Linked DNA regions of Homo sapiens: region 2 is linked to region 1. Evidence: read pairs that join two places in POLR2A ChIA-PET (ENCODE). Cell type or tissue: K562. All regions are shown on one strand. Each heading gives the region's core, and the rest is flanking DNA. Links, peaks and the distances in the headings are about the cores only.

The links. ChIA-PET counts read pairs that join two places held together with the same protein. Peaks named below come from ENCODE experiments on the same cell type or tissue, not always from the same donor. Only the 100,000 strongest peaks of a DNase experiment are listed, where the experiment ranks them.
Region 2: POLR2A ChIA-PET joins it to region 1 with 5 read pairs; 6 of 35 experiments call an interaction of 5 or more read pairs at or near these places.

The regions. Positions count from the first base shown.
Region 1 is chr20:63,848,919-63,854,284 of GRCh38, forward strand. No RefSeq gene overlaps it. Among named protein-coding and RNA genes, the nearest start is that of ABHD16B, 9.9 kb to the right of the region's middle. RefSeq lists enhancers at 2,068-2,227, 2,308-2,407, 4,582-5,366. In K562, for the core only: no CTCF peak of the experiment used is centred there; no DNase peak of the experiment used is centred there.
Region 2 is chr20:64,040,359-64,045,724 of GRCh38, forward strand. No RefSeq gene overlaps it. Among named protein-coding and RNA genes, the nearest start is that of SOX18, 6.6 kb to the right of the region's middle. RefSeq lists silencers at 2,136-2,195, 2,216-2,315 and an enhancer at 5,160-5,366. In K562, for the core only: no CTCF peak of the experiment used is centred there; DNase peaks (open chromatin) are centred at 2,293 and 5,082; H3K4me3 peaks cover 930 bases.

The DNA.
Region 1 (5,366 bases), core at 141-5,140:
AGACCAGCCTGCCCAACATGGTGAAACCCCCGTCTCAACTATAAATACAAAAAAAAATTAGCCGGTGTGGTGCCGCGCACCTGTAATCCCAGCTACTCAGGAGGCTGAGGCAGGAGAATTGCTTGAACCCGGGAGGCGGAGCTTGCAGTGAGCCGAGATCACACCACTGCACTCCAGCCTGGGTGGCAGAGCAAGGCTCCGTCTCAAAAAAAAAAAAAAAAAAAAAGAATGACCTCAACACAGACCTTGAGTGTCAATTTGCCTCTGTTTCCCTAGGAGTTAAAATTACCAGAGGGGATCGTGGGCACAGTCACCATTTGACCCAGGATTTCTGCTCCCCGCATCCAAACAACAGGAATGCTTGCCCCGAAGTGAGGTGCTCCAGATGACACCTCTGCCAGGGACGCCGTCTCCTTCCTCCGCCACCTCTCCCGTTGTGTTTTTTGAGGTTCGACTCAAAATCTTTACATGTTTTTAAAAATTGAGTTTTGCCGGGCGCGGTGGCTCACGCCTGTCATCCCAGCACTTTGGGAGGCCGAGGCAGGCGGATCACAAGGTCAGGAGGTCGAGACCATCCTGGCTAACATGGTGAAACCCCGTCTCTACTAAAAATACAAAAAATTAGCCGGGCGTGGTGGTGGGCGCCTGTAGTCCCAGCTACTAGGGAGGCTGAGGCAGGAGAATGGCGGGAACCCGGGAGGCAGAGCTTGCGGTGAGTCGAGATCGCGCCACTGCACTCCAGCCTGGGCGGCAGAGCGAGACTCCGTCTCAAAAATAAAAATAAAAATAAAAATAAATAAAATAAAAATAAAAATTGAGTTTTATTGAAGCATAATTTTACATACAACGATATTTACCAATTTTAAGCATCCTACTTGAAGAGCCTGGACAAAGGGAAAGCAGGAAACCACCTCCGCTGCCGCCGGGTCCCCTGCCCCGCCAACCAACCACGCATCTGCCACCTCCGCTGCCGCCGGGTCCCCTGCCCCGCCGACCGACCACGCATCTGCCACCTCCGCTGCCGCCGGGTCCCCTGCCCCGCCGACCGACCACGCATCTGCTTTCTGTAAGGATAGTTTGGCCTTTGCTAGGATTTCACGTAAAGGAGGCCCTAAGCACGTGGTCTTTTGTGTGTGGCTTCTCTCACTTAGCATCCTGTTTTTGGGATTCACCCCGTAGCGGCGGCCTTGTCTTCCCACCGTAGGGATGAGCCACTGTTCGCTTATCCACTCGCCAGCTGATGGATACTTGGTTTTCTCAGCTTTGCGAACGCTGCTGCTACAAAGGTTTGAGGCGAGTCTTCCTGCGGACGTGTTTCATCTCTTCTGGGTAAATACCTGGGCGCGGGATGCTGAGTCACGCTACGTCTCCTTTCCTGAATCTCTTTTTTTTTTTTTCTTTGAGACGGAGTCTCTCTCTGTCGCCCAGGCTGGAGTGCAGTGGCGCGATCTGGGCTCACTGCAACCTCCTCCTCCCGGGTTCAAGCAATTCTCCTGCCTCAGCCTCCCGAGTAGCTGGGACTACAGGCGCCCGCCACCACGCCCGGCTAATTTTTTGTATTTTTAGTAGAGATGGGGTTTCACCGTGTTAGCCAGGATGGTCTCGATCTCCTGACCTCGTGATCCGCCCGCCTCGGCCTCCCAAAGTGCTGGGATTACAGGCGTGAGCCACCGCACCCGGCCTGAATCTCTTTATATGTTTTGGTCACCCCATGACTGCATCCCTAAGAGCAAGGACCTTGCCTGTGCTGCTTGCTGCAGTGACCAGAGCTCAACACGACTGCTCGCCTGGAGGATCTTCTGAACAGACACTCACCCACTGGGTGAATGGGTGGATGGCAGCGGTGCCAGGACAGTGGGTCCTGGTGATGCCAATGGGGAGGTGACGATGGGCTGGAGGCACCACAGAAGATGCCAACGGTGACTGCGGTAAATGAGGTGGCAGCGACCGCGGCCGTCAGCAGTGATGCAGCCGTGGGTGGATGGTCGTAATGGGGAAGACCTCACATAGCCTGGAGACGCCTGCTTCAGCCCTCCTTGAAACTGAACTCACCTGGGGAGATGTCATGTGGCCCCTCCACTTCCCCCTACTTCAGGCACCCATGCTCACTCACACCTTGGAGCCAGCTGTCACCAAAACCCACGCACTCTGAAATGACTACTTGCAGTTTCCCCCTCTGTGGTGCAACTGCCCCCCTCCCCGGCTGTTACACCTCACCAAGCGCTTCGCTCCAGGACAACCCTCCTTTCTCCAAAACAGGCGGCCTTCCCCTTTCTTTGGCTTCCTTCTTATCCAGTTCAGATTTTGTGGTCCACTCTTAGTCACTCTCTCGAAAATGTGGGAAGTCTTCAAATGTCCCTCCTTTTGTGGCACCCTTCTGAGAACTTCAGCCTTGCCAGCACCTAAACCACTGCCCATTGTAGGGAAAATCAAGCCAGGAAGATGGGGGCCACCCAAAACCCATGTCTGGACGTTCTGCTGCACCCGGTCCTGGGGAGTCCACACCTGGCAAACGGAGACGTCTATCCACTCAGTCCCCACCCGCTGCACGCCGTGGTCTTTCCCAAGCACTCCGGACTTAGTCTCTGGATGGTTTGTATGTTAAGCTGTTCCCTGCTCTCCAGCCTTCCCACCAGCATTTACCACCCATTACCTCGCTGACATGCAGACAGGAGCTGAGAAATGTTTAGCTGAGAAATTTTCAGGAGCTTCTTAGAAGTGGCTTCCTTTCAGCCGGGCACGGTGGCGCACGCCTGTAATCCCAGCACTTTGGGAGGCTGAGGTGGGCGGATCACGAGGTCAAGAGATTGAGACCAGCCTGGCCAACATGGTGAAACCCCATCTCTACTAAAAATACGAAAATTAGGCCGGGCACGGTAGCTCACACCTGTAATCTCAGAACTTTGGGAGGCCGAGGTGGGCGGATCACAAGGTCAGGAGTTCAAGACCAGCCTGACCAACATGCTGAAATCCCGTCTCTACTAAAGATATAAAAATTAGCTGGGTGTGGTGGCGTGTGCCTGTAATCCTAGCTACTGGGGAGGCTGAGGCAGGAGAATCATTTGAACCCTGGAGGTGGAGGTTGTGGTAAGCCGAGATCGCGCCACTGCATTCCAGCCTGGGTGACAGGGCGAGACTACATCTCAAAAAAAAAAAAAAAAAAAATACAAAAATTACCCGGGCGTGGTGGCACACGCCTGTATTCCCAGCCACTCAGGAGGCTGAGGCAGGAGAAGCACTTAAACGAGGGAGACAGAGGTTGCAGTGAGCCGAGATGGCGCCCCTGCACTCCAGCCTGGTGACAGAGCGAGACTCCGTCTCAAAAAAAAAAAAAAAAAAAAAAATTGGCTTCCTTTCCAACTCCTTGCACCAGTTTGCAAAGCCCTACCCATCTCCCCACTCCCCATCCCTAGCCTCATTCCTCCTGGTCCCTAAGGTCCCAGCCACTCTGGCCTCTGTTCTTATTCCTTCAGCACTAGGGCCTCTCCCAGGGTCAGCCCCAACTCCACAGCCTAATTCACAGGGTGAATTCCTACCCATCTCTCTGGTCTCAGCTCCTGATCCACCTCCCCTCCAGGATGGCAGCTGCTGGTGTTTGCTTCCTGCAAAACCCTTCTTGGCCGGGCGCAGTGACTCATTTCTATAATCCCAGCACTTTGGGAGGCTGAGGTGGGCAGATCACCTGAGGTCAGGAGTTCGAGACTAGCCTGACCAACATGGTAAAACCCTGTCTTTACTAAAAATACAAAAATTAGGCTGGGTGTGGTGGCTCACACTTGTAATCCCAGCACTTTGGGAGGCCAAGGTGGGTGGATCACCTGACGTCAGGAGTTTGAGACCAGCCTGGGCAACCATGGCCAACATGGTGAAACCCCGTCTCTACCAAAAATACAAAAATTAGGCCAGGCATATTGGCTCATGGCTGTAATCCCAACACTTTGGGAGGCTGAGGTGGGAGAATCACCTGAGGTCAGGAGTTGGTGGCACGAGTCTGTAATCTCAGCTACTCGGGAGGCTGAAGCAGGAGGATTGCTTGAACCCAGGAGGCAGAGGTTGCAGTGAGCGGAGATCGCGCCACTGCACTCCAGCCTGGGCAACAGAACAAACTCTGTCTCAAAATAAATAAATAAATAAAATTAAAACATAAAATAGGCCAGGCTCAGTGGCTCATGCCTGTAATCCCAGCACTTTTGGAGGCCGAGGTGGGTGGATCACCTGAGGTCAGGAGTTTGAGACCATCCTGGCCAACATGGTGAAACCCCGTGTCTACTAAACATACAAAAATTACCCGGGCATGGTGAGGGGCGCCTGTAGTCCCAGCTACTTGGGAGGCTGAGGCAGGAGAATGGCTTGAAACCGGGAGGCGGAGCTTGCAGTGAGCCGAGATGGCGCCACTGCACACCAGTCTGGGCGACAGAGCGAGATTCCGTCTCAAATAAATAAATAAATAATAAAAATAAAATAAAATAAAACCCCTCTTTGGGTTAAATCCCTACTTGCTCACAGCAAATACCCTGAGGGCAAGGATGGGACCGGCCAGTGCTTCGTCCAGCCCAGCAGGCCCGTGACATACGTCCGCCGAATGAATGATTCCCGTTAGGGATGGTAAAGGGGGAAGGTGGGGAGATCAGGTCATCACCAGATGCAGAGAATGACTGAGGTAGGGAGAACTGCCTTCATCCTGCCCTCCTGGTATCCATGGTGGGAGACCACCCAGGCCCAGAAGGACATCAGCTGGTGGAAGGGGAAGCCCACCTGGAATGTGACAGGCTCCAGCCGCCTTCACCCTCCTGGTCCCGGCCTCCACTCAGGTGAGCCACCCTCACCCTCCTGCTCCCCGTCTCCACTCAGGTCATCCACCCTCACCCTCCTGGTCCCTGTCTCCACTCAGGTCATCCAACCTCACCCTCCTGGTCCCGGCCTCCACTCAGGTCAGCCACCCTCACCCTCCTGGTCCCTGTCTCCACTCAGGTCATCCACCCTCACCCTCCTGGTCCCTGTCTCCACTCAGGTCATCCACCCTCACCCTCCTGGTCCCTGTCTCCACTCAGGTCAGCCACCCTCACCCTCCACTCAGGTCAGCACTGCCTGGGACTTTCCAGGGGGCTGAGCGGCTGACCAGGAGCCTTTGCTGGGGCGGCCTGGGCACCCGGGCACTTCCTGCAAGGCCTCCCTCCTTGCAGCCCCAGCTCCTGGCCTGCTCCTTCCTCCTCCGCCCCAGGGGCTTTCCACAAAGCCTGAGGCCTGCTATTTTTAGCTGAGGGAGAGGGCCCAGTTCCTGGCCCCACTGCCGCCCTGAAGGAGCCTGGGCTAAACTGGGGCTGGGGTTGGGTCTAGGGGTTGGGGGAGAGGCTGCAGTCCCCAGC
Region 2 (5,366 bases), core at 155-5,154, 190 kb after region 1:
CGGTTTGAGGGCCCTGAGGGAGCTGGGGAACTGTGGACGTGGCTGGGCTCAGCTGGGCGTGCTGGTGTATGGAGCATAAGGTATGGACAGCCGAGCATGGCTGGGAGGCAGCTGAGTTGGGGCCTGGAGAGAGTCCAGGGTTCTGGGCTGGGCTCAGGGACAGGATGGGGACAGGCCCTCCATGAAGGCTCCCACTGTCACATTGCCCCAGGGGCAGCTGACTTTTGCACTTGGACCTGCCCCAACCCCTGGGCCATGGGGAGGGCACTCCTCTCCTGTCCATGCATGACCTCCTGGGCGGCCCCTTGGCTCCTGCCCACCCGCAATGCTCCCGTTCTGCTGTTGAGAGCAGTCAGAGGCTGGGGATGTGGGTGGGCAACAGAAACAGCTCCCTCTACCCTGACTGAGAAAGGTTCAAACAAACCACAGCCTCTTGGGGGCAGGAGGAGGAACAGAGGCCTCAGGATTTTGGGGACACATGTCGGTGCCTAGTCCTGGACCACGACCACGTGGGTGGGTGAGAAGTCCTGCATCCTGGCCCATGGCTCCTCTCCCTCATGCAGAATGGGAGCAAGGTGGGCTTTGGGCTTCTGGGACAAAGTTCACTTGTCCAGGGTGGGGACAGCCCAACCAGACTAGGTCTAGGGGCATGTGTGGAGCTACACGAAGCGGCCCAGAGCTACCGAGAGCCACAGAGACTAGGAGAGAAGCCGCAGGTGCCTGCTCAGACCTGAGAGGCTCAGGTCCTCTTTGGGCTCAGCACTGGGACCGTAGCTCTTCTGTAGCTCCATGAGGATAGAGGCATGTCTCCCTCAGCATGATACACCAGCACCTGGCCCAGGCCAGCACACGAGCTGCTCAACAAATGTTTGTTAGCTGGAACTGACCAGAACCAACCCAGAGATGGAAAGAGACTCACTGGGCCCACGGCTGATAGGGACAGAGCCATTGGCCACGGAACCACTGAGGGCAGATCCCATGGACTGGCCCTGTATGTCTCTAGACCGACTGGTGGTGCCTTCCCTGCAGAGGCCCAGGGCAGGTGGCCTGAGCCTGGTTCTTCGTAAAATACTGTTTCTGGGTTGGGGCTGCACACAGTACTGTCCCGTCCCACCCTCATGCCTTTTCAGGGCTTGGCTGCTCCAGGGAGGTGGGGGCTGTGCCAGGGTAACAGATGGAGCCTGCAGGGCGCTGGCTGGGGTTGTGCAACTTCCCACAGCCCAGGAGCCAGGCCCCTCCATGTGCCGCACTGGGAGGAGGGGGCCGGGCAGGCTTTGAAGGGGACCTGGGTCCCGAGGCCTCCCCAGACTGGGAGTCTTTGAAAGAACATCTGGAACTCGGGCAACTGGCTGACTAGTGTCTGGATTTGCAAAACCAAAAGTTAATCCCGACTTTGCCTCCTGTGTGTTCCCCACCCCTGCCCCCAAGCTCCTCTCTCTCCCCAGCCCACCTCCACCCCTTCAGCGGTGGGGCGCGCAGCCTCTCAGGGTCTCCCAAAGCACCTTCCCCCACCACCGCCACCGGCCCCCACCCCAGCCTGGGAGTTTTGCCGAAGCTGACCAGAGGGAGGTGGTGGGGAAGATGGATGTTTTCTGAGTGCCTGCCATACCCAGGCCCTGTGAGCGGACGGGACAGACCGTCACACCGCGGCTGGAGATGGCTGGGGGGCAGTGTGAGTGGTCCTCAGAGGAAACAGCTGCGCCCAGACCTGGGAGGTGCCCGGCCTTGCGTGGGCTCTGAGCCCTGCAGGTGTGCAGGGAGGCCCCCCTGCTCCAGCTGTGGCTGACTCGGAACCAAGTCCCCCCAACTCCAGGAAACACATACTCACTGGTGGGGGGATGTCAGGTGCTGGGGCCCATTGTCTCTGCCAGTGCCTTCAGGACCCTAGGGGGGGCCCAGCGACAGCCCCCATCCTGCCCCCTCCCCAGGAAAAGACGCAGCTCCGTAAACACAGAAACAACCATCGCTCCCTCCCCGCTCTTCCCCTCCCCATTAAAATCCGGAAGAGCCAGCGGGAGGTCGCACCTGCTGGGGGAAGTGAGTCCTTGTTTTGGGGGAAATGAGGAGGTCAGGCCTCTGGGCGCAGGGCAGAGCCGCGTGCGCTGGGGAGGTGGGCAGCCCTGGGGCTGGACGCGGGTTCCCGGGTCGCCTTCCGGCCTCGCTCCCGTCGGGAGGTCCCGACACGGGCTTCCTCGCAGCCTCCCCGCCTGGCCCGGCCCGATTTTGGCCGCTGCGGTCAGGGGAAGAGGCGGCCGGGGCTCCCCACCAGGTGAGCAGGTCCTGCCCGGCTTGAGGCCAGGGGTCCGGGCTGCGGCCCGAGATAAGCGTCGCGCCCGCCGCCGCTTCCTGCGCTTCCAGCGCCGCCACTTCCTGTTTTCTCGCGCTGGCGGGCGGGGTCGTGGGAGACGGGACGGGGGTCGTGGGGGACGGGGCGGGGTCGTGGGGGACGGGACGGGGGTCGTGGGGGACGGGGCGGGGGTCGTGGGGGACGGGACGGGGGTCGTGGGGGACGGGGCGGGGGTCGTGGGGGACGGGGCGGGGGTCGTGGGGGACGGGACGGGGGTCGTGGGGGACGGGGCGGGGTCGTGGGGGACGGGACGGGGGTCGTGGGAGACGGGACGGGGGTCGTGGGGGACGGGGCGGGGTCGTGGGGGACGGGACGGGGGTTGTGGGAGAGGGAGCAGGGTCGGGGAGGATGGGGTGGGGTCCCGGGGAACAGGAGTTGCGGGGAGCGGGAGCGGGCCAGAGCAGTCTCAGCAAGAATGAACCTGGCCGGGCGCGGTGGCTCACGCCTGTGATCCCAGCACTTTGGGAGGCCGAGGCTGGTGGATCACTTGAGATCAGGAGTTCGAGACCAGCCTGGCCAACATGGTGAAACCCCGTCTCTACTTAATACAAAAATTAGCTAGACGTGGTAGCGGGCGCCTGTAGTCCTAGCTCCTCGGGAGGCTGAGGCAGGAGAATCGCTTGAACCCGGGAGGCGGAGGTTGCAGTGAGCCGGGATTGCACCACTGCACTCCAGCTTGGGCGACAGAGCGAGACTCTGTCTCAAAAAAAAAAAAAAAAAAAAAAAAAAGAACGTAGGTGAGACCCTGCGCCTTCTGCACGCCTGGAGCTGGCTCCTGGGGCTCCCCACCTGGCCTGGGACAGAAGTGGTGGGTGGGCTGGATGGAGGGTTGAGCCAGTCCCTGTAGGGCCTTAGTTTTGAGGGGGCCTGTTTGGGATTGGAGGTTTGCAGCTCTGGACCCCCCTTTCCAGGGCAGCTGTTCTAGCATGGGTTCCAGGTACTTAACATATTGTTCAGACTTTGTTATTAGAGATACGCATTTTTGTAATTTTAATAAAAACACATCTACACAAAACATTGTACACAAATGTTCATAGCAACATTATTCATTATTCATTATCATTATCAATAACACTATCATTATTCATGATAGCCGAAAAGTAAAAACCATCAGTGTCCATCAGTCGCTGAATAAATAAAATGTGATATATTCATACAAGGAGGGGATGTTACTCAGCCACAAAAGGAATGGAACGCTGACAGGCCACCGCATGGGCGAACCTTGAAAGTGTGCAGGGTGAACCAAGCCAGACACGAAAGGCCACATATAGTATATTATCCCACTTACAAGAAATATCCAGGCCAGACACTGCAAATCCACAGAGACCAAAAGCAGTTTAGTGTTTATCAGGGGCAGGGGGCAGGAAAGAATAGGGAGTAATGGGTTTCTCTTGAGGGTAATGAAAAGCTCTAAAATTAAAGATGGGTGTGGGGGCGCACGCCTGCAGTTCCAGCGAGACAGGGAGGGTCACTTTTCGAGGCTGCAGGCGCTGAGATCGTTTCTGTGAATAGCCCCTGCACTCCGGCAGCCTAGGCAACATAGCAAGACCCCTCTCTAAATAAATAAATAAATAAATAAATAAAGGCCAGGTGTGGTAGCTCATGTCTATAACTCCAGCACTTTGGGAGGCCAGGTGTTCAAGACCAGCCTGAGAATCATAGGAGTCTCTACAGCAAACCAACAAGGAGCATAGCTCCGAGGTAGAGCATTTGACTGCAACAGACAGAATGCTCTAAAATAAGACAGTGGAGATGGTTTCCAGCCTTGTGACTACAACAAAACCACTCCATTGTATCCTTAAATTTTATGTAGGTTTTGTAGAACGTAAGTGGAGCGGTTGGGTTTTCTGGGGTGCTTTTCCTGCTGAGAGGTGGGGGCGGAGTGGTGGGGGGCTAAGGTCTTCACATGTGCCCTCCTTGCCTGCCCCAGCAGGACCTTGCTGGGGTGAAATGTGCTCTTCGTCTGGTGTGTGGCTGGGTGTGTATGTGTGTCTGTGCTGGTGCTGGGAGAGGGGTGCACCATAGCCGCTCTCAGCCCCCATTTTCTCTGACTCTGCCCCTGGGCTGCCTGCTGGGGAGAGTTCAACACCTCGCTCAGTTCACTCTAGGGACAAGCTGGGTCCTGGGCATGGGGGACGGGAGGGGAGCTGTGGCCAGTGCCAGGCAGGGCTGCTAGAACTTCTCACCAGGATCTAAGGCCTGACTCAGCAGGAGGAGGGTGGAGACTTCCCTTGGAGCCTCAGGGAAGAAGGCAGACAGGGCCAGGAGCGGGAGGGGTGTGCAGCTGGTGCCAGGGATGGAGCACCCAGGCCCTGGGGCTGTTCAGCCTTTGGCGGGTAGAGGGGAGATAGATCCCTGGGCTGGGCCCTGGGAGAGGCCCTGTAAGGAGACCCCACCCACCGCTGCCGAGGAGCCGCTATTGGAACCCGGTGCCCTCAGTGGAAGCCTCTTTCATGTCCCCTTCTGATCCTTCTCCTGGGCATTTCCAGCCTCTGGGCTGGGACTTGCTTCAGCTCGGGCCCCTCACTAGCCCCCCACCCTGGCACTTGGGGGAGGGACTTCTCACAGGTACCCACTCTGTCCCCTCCTCACACAGACCATGAGGCTGTGTTGCCACCCAAGGTATCTTCCAAGCTCTCCACCCCATTGGCCTAGAGGGGGTTGCAGTGGGGGTGAGGAGTCCAGAATAGGGGATGTGTGCTGGCCATGGGACTGCCACTGTGGCCTCCCCAGGCTGTCTGTGTCTGTGGGAGTTGCCGGGGAAGGCGTGGCTGGGGAGATGCCCAGCCCAAACAGGGAGGCACTGGAGGCCGGGGGCAGGGGCTGTCCACATGAATTTAGGCAGCAGGACAGGCTGGGTCTGTTGTCTCTCCTGCCTTGGTTGGGGGTTGGGGGAGGGGCAGGTGGTCTCATGCCTGGGCCAGCCACTTGCGGATTCTGGCTGCTGGGTCGCCCTCTGGCTGAGGTCCCCATGGAAGGGGGTGCATCTTGGGCTTGCTGACCCCAGGGCTCCAGGGGG